4 separate regions of the Homo sapiens genome follow, and all the other regions are linked to region 2. A link is a loop called in an ENCODE intact Hi-C map of the cell type or tissue named here. Cell type or tissue: A673. All regions are shown on one strand. Region 1 holds the start of CNTN4 (contactin 4). Region 2 has its middle 5.6 kb from the start of CNTN6. Region 3 overlaps CNTN4 (contactin 4). Region 4 overlaps CNTN6 (contactin 6).

Region 1 (2,500 bases), 1.0 Mb after region 2:
GGTTGGGGTGGGGTGGGGGCGGGGGGGTAACTTCTTTATTTAGCATTAATCTCAGCAATCATGAAAGTCATGGAATTTCAAGTGATGAAAAATTTGACCACAACAATACCTATCACTAGCCTGGTTTTGCCCACTTCTCGAACAGGAATTATAAAGATAATAATTAATTCTAAAAAGCAGAAGACAAAACAAACAAACCAAACCAACACTGAATGAACTAATAAGGCTGCTGCATATATATGTTGGAGTTGGATGTTTATTTGCTTACTGCAGTAGTTTAAAAATAGTTTTCCAGTTAACATCTTTTCCACATAGTGGAGATGTCAGGGTAGGTTTACATGATTGCGTAAATGGTCAGAAGTTGTTTATGTAGCTCTGAACTGCTGAGAGATGAGCAGGAAGACCTGGGTTCAGCAAAACCCTTGGGGCTTTTTCCCAGAGAGAGAAACAGAGGCTCCTCTCTGGGTTGCTGGAATGCTTTCCAGACGAATTCGACTGGGTTGGCTTTTCTCTGCCTGTCAAAGTCACTTTGCACAGTGCTGGTGAGGGGCTGGGGCATTGCTGCCAATCTCTACGGTTACCCCGAGGTGTGGAGTTGCGGCGAAGGGAGCCACTTCTGCAAGGAAACAGTAGATTCATAATGTAGAATGACCGTGGCAACGTCGTTCAAAGCACATTCTTTCGAATAACAAGGCTTTCGACATGCCCCACCCCCGCGCACAACACACCACAAATTGATCCTTGTACCTAATTTACAGCAACTGTTCCCTCTGACCTCCCCCCGCCCCCGCCCCACATTCCAACCTGAAAGCACTTTGCGTGGATGAGACTTCAGGTGTGTAACGCAGCCTGTCCAGCCAGTGTCCTCCGCCTAAGGACAGGCAGGTAAAAACCTACCAAAGCCCCCTCTTCTGGCCTAAGTTCAATGCCACCCGCCCACCCACATTCCCCGGTTCAGCAATTTTCAGCCCAGACGCAGAAGCATCTGTTTCCCTGGCCAGGGCGCCTTAACGATCCCCCGAATTCCGCGTCTCCCGGAGGCCAGAGGTTTGGGTACCCAGGAAGGTCGCGCCTCCTCGTGCCCCGATACTCGGGTTGTAAAGGGAGGAGACATCGCCTCGGCGCATCCCTGGCCGCTGAACAACGCAACCCCTACGTCCCCGCACGGGAATCCGGCTGATAATCTCCTCTTGCCTGAGAATCGGGCCAGGCGCCCTTTACTAATTTCGCGCGCTGGGGACCTGGGGCTGCCGCCTCTCGGCCGCGCGGGGCAGGTGCTGCGTCCCCAGCGCTCGCCTCCTCCGGCCGCGCACTGAGCATGCGCGGGCTCCGGGCCTCCGGCGCGTCTCCCCGTCCCCGCTCGTCTCCCGCCCGTTCCCACCCGCCCGCGCCTCTCCCCTTCCCCGAGCGTCTCCCCCGCCCCGCGGCTAAGGAGCCGGCAGCCCGAACTCCGGCGCGCCAGGTTTTTCCAGCCGCCGCGAGCGCCGGGAGGGAGGGCAGCGCCGCGCCAGACGGAGCCCGGGGTTCGACGCCAGGATTGGCTGCAAGTAGGGAGCTTTCGCCGCCGCCCCGGGCCCCTCGGACTGTGCCGGCGCCGCACCCGAGGCTCTCGCCAGCCCGGCGCCCCGGTGCTGAGGTAAGTGAGGCGGCAGCTGTGCGGGTCCGGCTCCTGCGTGGGCGCGCGATGCCCCGGGGACGCGGTCGCGGGTGTGGGGGGGAAAGGGCAGGGTCCGCGCGGGTTGCCCGAAGGACAGGGGCGCTTCCCGGGGCTCTGACTCCCGCGGGGCCGGGCAGCGTCTGCGGGGCCGTCCAGCTCAGAGCCCGGAAGCCCTGCAGGGTCGGGGAGCGGGAGCTGAACGCCTGAGCGCGGAGGACTCAGGGCCCCGACGACGCCACCGTCACCCCACAGCGACCCTTCTTCTCCTTCTCAGCCGGAAAATAAGTTTGTTGCGCTGCGAGGCAGCCACAAAACAAGGAACCGAGAGCCCGGAATGCTGCGGGAAGCCTTCAAGTCAGCTCCTCCGACTGGTTCGGGCTACTGCCCCCTCTCCGTGCGCCCTGGCCTCTGGCGCCGGGTTCCCGGCGGGGCTTTTCTTCTGACAGCCCAGTCACAGCCCGCAGCAGAGGGACGCGAACCTGGGGAGTGGAGGGACCTGGGACTAAAGGAACAGGAGCCCGTAGCCGTGGTGGAAGGAGCCGCGTGGAGACGGAGGCTGATGTCTGTGGCGCCCGCTGGGTGCCGGGCTGGCTGCTGAGCGCTGAGGCTGCGGCGGCGAGCGACAGGCCAGGTGCCTGCTCTTAGGGAAGGTACCTGGCTTCCCCAGTCTCTGCCGCGGGAGCCTGTTGGGTGGCATTCGTTTCCAGCAACTTCTGGGGGGTTTCCAGTTTCTTTCGAGAGGCAAGACAACCGCCCCGTCCCCTCCCCGGGCCCAGACGGCGGCGAACTGTGCGCCGGGCGCCCCACAGACCCCAATCCACTCACTCTCCTTCTGGAACGCGG
Region 2 (2,500 bases):
TGGTATAAGTGAAAAAAATTGTTTTGGGGGCAAAAGACTAAGGAAATTGTTATCACCCTCCCTTCAATGCACTTTTTCCTGAGGGAAAGTAAACGTTGATATGTGCAGTGGATTTCTCTTCATGACACTCTAATCCCTACCACTCCCTCACCAAAAAGGAAAAGAAAAGGCAAGAGAAAAAAAAATGATTTCCATTTCCTGGGACCATTTAATATTTTCTATTCTTTACCAAAGCACCGTGGAGGTTTGAGACAAATAATTACATTCAGACCATTTTCATGAAAACAAGCAGTTCTTTGAAGAATGTCGGACTTAACTATCTAATTAATTGTTAAATCTTGGCAGTTATAGCCTAAAACGTTACATATTTAAGAGAAACTTTTTACTATACCTTCAACACTAGAAATAACCATAAAATTATAGCACTTATTTTCGCCTTCTATTTGATATACCAATGGACATAGCAGGGGACTCTTGACAAGAGGTTTAGAATACAAATGCTGGGGTTAGGTGGACTTGGATTCACATCCCCGTTTATCTTTTTACCGTTGTGTGATCTTGGCAAAAACCTCAATTGCTAGTCAAAGGTGATAGGAATATCTGCCTCATAGGGTTGTTACCAGGACTAAGTGAGATTTTGGATTTGGTGTCTAGCTCACAGGAAGCACTCAGAAGATTATAGAAGATTATTCATATTTTGGTAATATTAGAAGTGTCTGTGGTGAATAGAAGAAAAGTATGTTATAGAAAATATTTTTTTAAACAATGGTTATTTAGAAAAGTTGTACATACCAATGGGCATAACAAACAAACCAAAGCAATAAATAACACCGAGACAATATTACTCATGTTGGTATATGACAGATCTTTAAAATAATTGTGCATGTTCAATAAATTATTATGTGTTAATCTTTGCTTTTAATTTATTTGGAGAAAAAACTGTCATTACAGGTTTCTTCACAACAAGGCAATTATTTAAGAGCAATAGTCAATAATATTTTCCTGTAGGAGGCAGAAGTAGATCAGGGTTTTGTGGAGCCTGAAGTTTATAGCATTTTGAATGCCCACTTCAAGAGTTGGCAGTGAAGAGCAACCCAAGTATTTCACTGGAAAGTATCAGGAAAAGTACAGACATTGGATTTTTCCCCCTCTTTGGTAAGGAGAGAAGAGGAAATAGCAGCTATAGGAAGAGGCTCCCCTTGGGGCCTTGAGGGATTAAAAAAAAAAAAAAAAAAAAAAAGGCAGTGCTTCCTGGTTCACTGAAGTGGATTTTACTGGCAAAGAAACTTTGCCACAGCATTCCTTCAGAGAAATTCTACTTGTGAGCTTCTGCCTAATGTCGGCGTCCGCCAAGTGATGCAATTCCACTGGAATGTGTGCAACTGAACTGTTGGGATCAATGCCTTTGCAAACCTCAGAAGGAAAACATATATTCAGTACAAATGTTAGCTGCTACACTAAATACAAATGGGACAAGCTACCCTATAAAAAGACAACGCCAATTTTTTTTCAGTCAAGCTGAATGATGTTTATAAGAAAGGCATCTAAAACAGTGAGAAAAAGTGTTAATATTCTAGTATATACAGGAAAACAAAAACCAGAAAGAAAGGAGAAATGCTGAAAATAATTCATGTCAAGGAGATGTAAACATATTTAAAAGGATTCTTAAGATGTTATATAATCATAAAAACAAAATCCACTAGAGATATTTATATATGTAGTGTGTATATGTGTGTGTGTGTTTGTGTGTGTGTGTGTAGCCTTTATCGATGAAACAGTTTAGCAGCAGAATATATAGTACAAAGCTTCTTGAAAGATAATTGCTCCATTTGAAAAATATTTCTGGGAAATATTTAAGATACCGCTCACAGAACTTGACATGTCAAGTAGACAAAATGTGAGAAAGAGTATAGCGATTTGAATAATAAAACAATATTAGTCTAGATTCTTGAGTCAAGCTGCTTAGGTTTTATTCTTCCCCCACTGTCACCCAGTTGGATGTTCTTGGGCAATTTAGTTAAACTTTTTATGTTCCAATTTTCTTGTTGGTTAGATTTTGCAAATAATATCAAACCCATCAGGTTGTTATAAGGATTGAATAAATTGCTAATGCCAATGTAATGCTGAAGACACTACCTGACACATAATTTGAGTTATAGAAGTTGCCTATCAATATGTTCATCATCGTCTTCATCATTGTCCAGAAAAAATATAAATGAATAAAACTAACTCAGATCTATAAGAAACTAAAATGTCTAAACATAAATTGAGATTAGAGAGGTGATTGTTTCACTAAAATCAATAATAATAATAATGTACACAACAATATTTTGGTAGAATGATAGACTTATTGATTTTATTTTTTCAAAGCCTTTAAGAGAATCTACAGTCTGTCATCATTTAATTCATTAAAAATCAACTTTATTGAGGTATACTTTACATGAAATGACATATACCCATTTGTCTAGGTTGATAAGATTTGTCCAATACATATACCCTT
Region 3 (2,500 bases), 1.1 Mb after region 2:
ATAATCTTCTCATTATGTTCAGAAAGCTAATTTTAAACCTAATTTTCCCATCTCTGTCTCTCTCTATTCCAGTGCTTACCTGCCTGCATTAATTAATTCCTGTGCAGCAATGAAAATTTGACTCAGTTACCTGACCTCTTACCTTCTGATTGCAGAGGCTCTGTCTCTTACAGGGGTGTGGGACGCCTGGTGCCACAGGACATGTGAACACAGATTATCCGTACCTGGGAGGTGACTTTGGTGAGATCGGAGACATTGGAGTCCCCCAGGAGCAGCTCCTCAGCAGATTGGGGATAAGAACAGAGGGCACCTACAACAATCTATGTATTACAGAACACAGCTCTTTTTCTTTTGCGAACACAGCTGTTTTTCTTTTGCCTGACTTGACTGAAAACTGTTTTTAAGTGAATTAAGTGTTTTAAGTGAATTAGGTGTTTCAGCTATGTCGCCAGTGGGCACTGAATCCTAAAACAGTGATCTGGAAGGGTCTTGGTGACCATGCTATCCAAGCACCATGAGATTTGGACCTCCAAGTTGGGTTCATCTTCTCACTCTCCCCGTGCTCTCTACTGTGAAACCACATTGGTCTTCGCTTCCTCCAACACAGCTAGCTCTTGTCTGCACCAGAGTCTTTGAACTGTGGTGCGTTTTACGTGAAATACCTCCAAATGATTCTTGTTCATCCTTAAGATCTCAGAATAGATGTCATTTCCTCAGAAAGCACCACCTTCTTGACCCTCCAGCCTACAGGAGGATTCCCTGGACTGTGTTGTCATAGCACCTTTGCTTTTCCATCAAAATATTTAACATAGTTCATAAATTGTTTCATAGATGAGGGGGTGGTTAGCTCGGGTTGCTTTTTCTCTTCTCCAGTAAGAGATTTCAGAATCACTCCCCTTAGAATCATTTATATGAGGTTTTCCCCTGAGGGCAGGCCAGTGGCCTCACTGCTTCAGAAGGGGGTGTAATCAGGGTGAAGAGCAAAAATGCTTGGTATCTTTGAGGGAAAAGAAATGAAGTTTTGGAGAGCTGGTAGGTGCCAGAGCCGTTCCTGCCTCAGTGCTTCCATAACCAGCTGGGGACTTAGGAGGTGGCTGTTTGTGGGATTCAAAAAACGGAACCATGGGAACCTTGGAAGCCCAAGTGCTGGGCGTCTTCGATGAGCTTAGCATTCAGAAGAGAAATTGCGCTTCATAGGCCATGTGGGGTCTGTGCATAAACCTGTATACAGCAGAGTTCATTGCAGCAATGGTCCCGCGCCTTCCTCAGCAGCGTCCTCAAGCAGCGCCACCGTGTGGCAGCAGTAAGCAATGGCAGTGATCGGATTCCTGTCCACTCCCTGGTGTGGATGTCCTCGGCGGACTTCCTGTCCATTACGCATGTGGGACATCAAGAGATAAATCGGAAAAATAAGAAATACAACTGTATATGAAGCCCGGTTTGGAGAGGCATTTGTTTGCATAAGTCTGTAAGATCCGTTGTAGACCCTCGGTAAATGTTTGTTTTGGAGATGAGGAAATGGAGGCAGAGAGAAGGCAAGTCATTTATCACAGACAGCGTTAACTCTGGGCAGAGTTAGGATAAGAATATGTGAATCTTCTGGCCCCAGTTTTGGTAGTTCTGCAGTTGAAAGATACCATGAAGAAGGATGATGTGTATTAAGAGACCATGATCCGATCACTCTTTATGAGATTACTAAGAGCTATGGATTGCTAGGGCTATTCCTGGCTATTTGGGGAGAGGGAAGTCTGACCCTCTTGGATGCTTATTTTATCTCTGGCAACCATTTTGGGGTCATTAATATTTCTCATCTGCATGTCTGTACCTCTTCCTTCCAGTTTTCCTAATGACCTTCTTCCTTTTTGCCTGCCTCCTTGCATTTCCGTTTCGTTGGTTTACCAAATAGATTTCATTGTGAGATATGTGTGTCATTGAGTCAAATGTATCTTCACTAAAAGAGAAGTTCTGGTTCCTGTTCTGAAATTTCTGTCTTACACATTTAAAAATGGAAGAAGATATTTAAAAGTAAAATAAATTAAATAAGCACACATTAATATAATGAGATTACATAAGACCTGGTGGATAATATGTGAGACTGGGTTGAGATTGATGAGTGATGGCTTCTTAGAGGAGAAAGATTTTAAAGATATGCGATATGAAAGTAGAGGGAGGAGGTGTGCACTCCGACGAGAAATGAGACAGGTGGGGAAGTCCAGTGTACATGTGTTTACGGGGTTAGTGAGAAGAGAGTTGGCAAAAGTGTATGGGATTATTCAGAACAATCTGAGGAAAAGATATCTGGCTTAGGGAAGGAGTTCCTGGAGTCAATGGAGACTTAAGCTGTTAAAGGAAAATAAAAGTGAAAAAAATGAAAAAAACTTTGGAGTAGTTTTTGGGCTCAAAATCTCACTTTACTGTTACTATCTGGGTGACTTTGGACAAGGTATTTAAGATATGAATGTGTTTTCTCATCTACAAAAATGTGCTTTTGTGAAAATCA
Region 4 (2,500 bases), 250 kb after region 2:
AAGAAAAGGTGAAAGGAAACCTGTTGTCCTGACTCAGGTTGGGTCTCTTCTTCTGTGTGCATTGCCTAGGAGATTTGCTCCCAACAGATTTAGATGTGAATTCTTTTTAAATGTTTCCTCATGCATTCCTAAAATCTAATCAAGGTTTGAATACACTGCTGTGGAACAGAAAAACATAAGAGATCCTGCAGTATCAAACACAGCACCTTGTACTGAGGGTCTGGACAAATTGATTAACTGTGCCTCATTTAATAAAGTAACTCACCCAAGGAGCAGAATGATGGCATTTACCTTCCACAAGCTTTAAAGGTCCAAACACGAAGTATGTGGGAACAAGAAAGAAAATTAGGAGGAGAATTTGAGTAAAGCTAAGATAATGAGAGAGAGAAAAAAAAAAGCTAAGATAATAAGAAAAAAAAGCAGGAGGGAAACTGCTTTTTAAAACAGCTCTTCAGGTTTTTGTTTTATTTTGTTTTGTCCCATACAGAATAAATTTGGGGTCATTTTCACCTCACCACAGTTACTAATAATCATATCAGCTCAGCATTGTCTCTCTGTGATTAAGGGAATGAACCCTGTGAGTTCTATTTATACATTATTCTTTCATTCTATCTTTTCATTGCTTCAGGGTTTCACTGCAGGTCTTAACAAAAGAAAACATACATACAAACAAGCAAATTATCTCCTTACTGTGCATTCTTAAAAGTTGAAAATAATTGAGCTCTAGCAGAATGTAGTAATTACAGTCACTACATCTCCACCCGGTAGAGATTACACTGAGCAGTAATTTTCAAAAGGTCACACAGTTAACTCCATGAGTCTATGTCCCTGCACACTTTCTAGCTTGTCCTTTCTTCTGTTGCCATCTGATCGACTGGCTTTATTAAGTGCATGGCTTCAAGCTGTTTGTTGAGAAATACAGCATCTATGCTTCTGTTTGTGTCAGACTATTGCCTTTTTTATAGTCTTATCGTGGGACTTCCAAACAGATTGAGGTAAAAAATTAGAGTAGTGATAAGAAAGAGAGAAAGAAAGGAAGGAAAAAAGGAAGGAAGGAAGGAAGGAAGGAAGGAAGGAAGGAGGGAGGGAAGGAAGGAAGAGAAAGAGGGGGAAAGAAAGAAAGAGAGAGAGGAAGCAGGAAGGGCAAGAAGGGTCACTGCTGTTTACTATAGACGTGGTGTGATATAGTAAAAAGATTTCAGCCCCCACCCTGTTGAGAGCCTGACTTTGGCAAAGTCATTTGTCTTCTATAGAACTTCATATGTAAAATGAATTAGAGGTACTTCATTTTCCTAAAAAAGGAGAGAAAGTCAAATGGTTTCTTCAAGCCTGTTCAGGCCCAAGGTTGATTATTTCTTCTACATCTTTGGTCTGAACCATTACGTGGTAGCCAAATTCTTTTTTCCCTGATCAGAACCCCCTCTTCTTTTTCAAAAGAGTATTGACAGAACAGATCCTAAATCCTAGCAAAGTAGCTACATTTAGCTTTCAAATTGTCATGGCTTTAAGAAGACAATATTAACGAAAGCTTTGGAGAAGACAACATCAAAATAGCAGTTAATTTCACAAAATATGTTTTCTTACATTTGAATACATAAAAAAGTTTATTTGATTGAGTATGTATGTGTGTATTTGTGTGGGTGGGGTGTGGGTAGATGGGTACCTAGGAATTGGCATCAGATTTCCAAAGCAAACAAAATTAAATATATTAGGAGCCAGGGACAGAGTATTGCACATAAAGGTTGACTGGGCAATTTATTTTTAGATTTGATTACAAATGCAAGGGTTATTGCATGTGTACATACACTGTTCAATGCTATATTTGAAAGGAGCACTAGAGATAATGTATCCCATTTTCCGAATTTACAGTGCCAGATCCTAAACTCAAACACAGAACGCTGAGCCCAGTACACATTTTTTAATGCCACACCAGACTGATTATTTCACTCAAATAGCAATATATACATAACTTCTACCATCTCATACCTCTGTTAAAACATGACACAGTTGTATATATATGAAGAATAAAAAAGTCAGATATAGGAAAAAAGTTCAAAATTTTACAATGATTCCAAGTAGAAATGGTTTCTAGTTCTTGACCTTGGAAATACCTATGTGAGGAAATGTACATTTTTAGTTTCTGTTGTAAAACTTCTATATGGTACTGTCTACTTTGAAATTTCATTGTCACTAACTCTTGCAGCCAATAAAGTATAACTACCTAGAGATGGTTGAGAGGGCTCTAAAGAAACCTATTCAAAGTAATCAGACTGAAGTGCTGACTTATAAAAAAATGGTGGCAGTATATATATTTTGACAATTTCTTCTAGTCTTACATGAATTGAAACAGCTTCCATCACACAGCTAATAAGTGAAGAAGCTTAGACTTGGTGCCAAGTCTTCCATCTCTGTATTCACGTCTTTTCCTCTCTATGGATAATGGAGTACACGCTCAGCTCTTCAGTTTTTGAAAGGCTGTTGTCACATGATTCAACGTAAT

The links. A loop is a pair of places that touch in the nucleus more often than their neighbours do. Peaks named below come from ENCODE experiments on the same cell type or tissue, not always from the same donor. Only the 100,000 strongest peaks of a DNase experiment are listed, where the experiment ranks them.
Region 1: a loop joins it to region 2, with 4 times the contacts of the local background. A loop is called at or near these places in 3 of 110 quality-filtered maps.
Region 3: a loop joins it to region 2, with 5 times the contacts of the local background. A loop is called at or near these places in 2 of 110 quality-filtered maps.
Region 4: a loop joins it to region 2, with 4 times the contacts of the local background. A loop is called at or near these places in 3 of 110 quality-filtered maps.

What each region holds. Positions count from the first base shown.
Region 1 is chr3:2,097,343-2,099,842 of GRCh38, forward strand. CNTN4 (contactin 4) reads left to right here and starts at 1,524. Exons shown (of 25, transcript NM_175607.3): 1 at 1,524-1,636. It overlaps LOC124909338 (a long non-coding RNA gene), which reads right to left and starts at 913. Exons shown (of 2, transcript XR_007095785.1): 1 at 805-913; 2 at 239-616. In A673, no CTCF peak of the experiment used is centred here; DNase peaks (open chromatin) are centred at 1,409 and 1,949; H3K4me3 peaks cover 1,668 bases; H3K27ac peaks cover 497 bases; H3K27me3 peaks cover 1,202 bases.
Region 2 is chr3:1,086,128-1,088,627 of GRCh38, forward strand. No RefSeq gene overlaps it. Among named protein-coding and RNA genes, the nearest start is that of CNTN6, 5.6 kb to the right of the region's middle. In A673, a CTCF peak has its summit at 1,002; a DNase peak (open chromatin) is centred at 1,114; H3K27ac peaks cover 1,978 bases.
Region 3 is chr3:2,155,148-2,157,647 of GRCh38, forward strand. All of the region lies in intron 2 of CNTN4 (contactin 4), which reads left to right. Among named protein-coding and RNA genes, the nearest start is that of CNTN4-AS2, 12 kb to the left of the region's middle. In A673, CTCF peaks have their summits at 1,307 (motif pointing left) and 1,506; a DNase peak (open chromatin) is centred at 1,284.
Region 4 is chr3:1,331,452-1,333,951 of GRCh38, forward strand. The region is part of intron 11 of CNTN6 (contactin 6); the gene reads left to right. Among named protein-coding and RNA genes, the nearest start is that of CNTN6, 240 kb to the left of the region's middle. In A673, no CTCF peak of the experiment used is centred here; DNase peaks (open chromatin) are centred at 1,010 and 1,160; H3K27ac peaks cover 2,500 bases.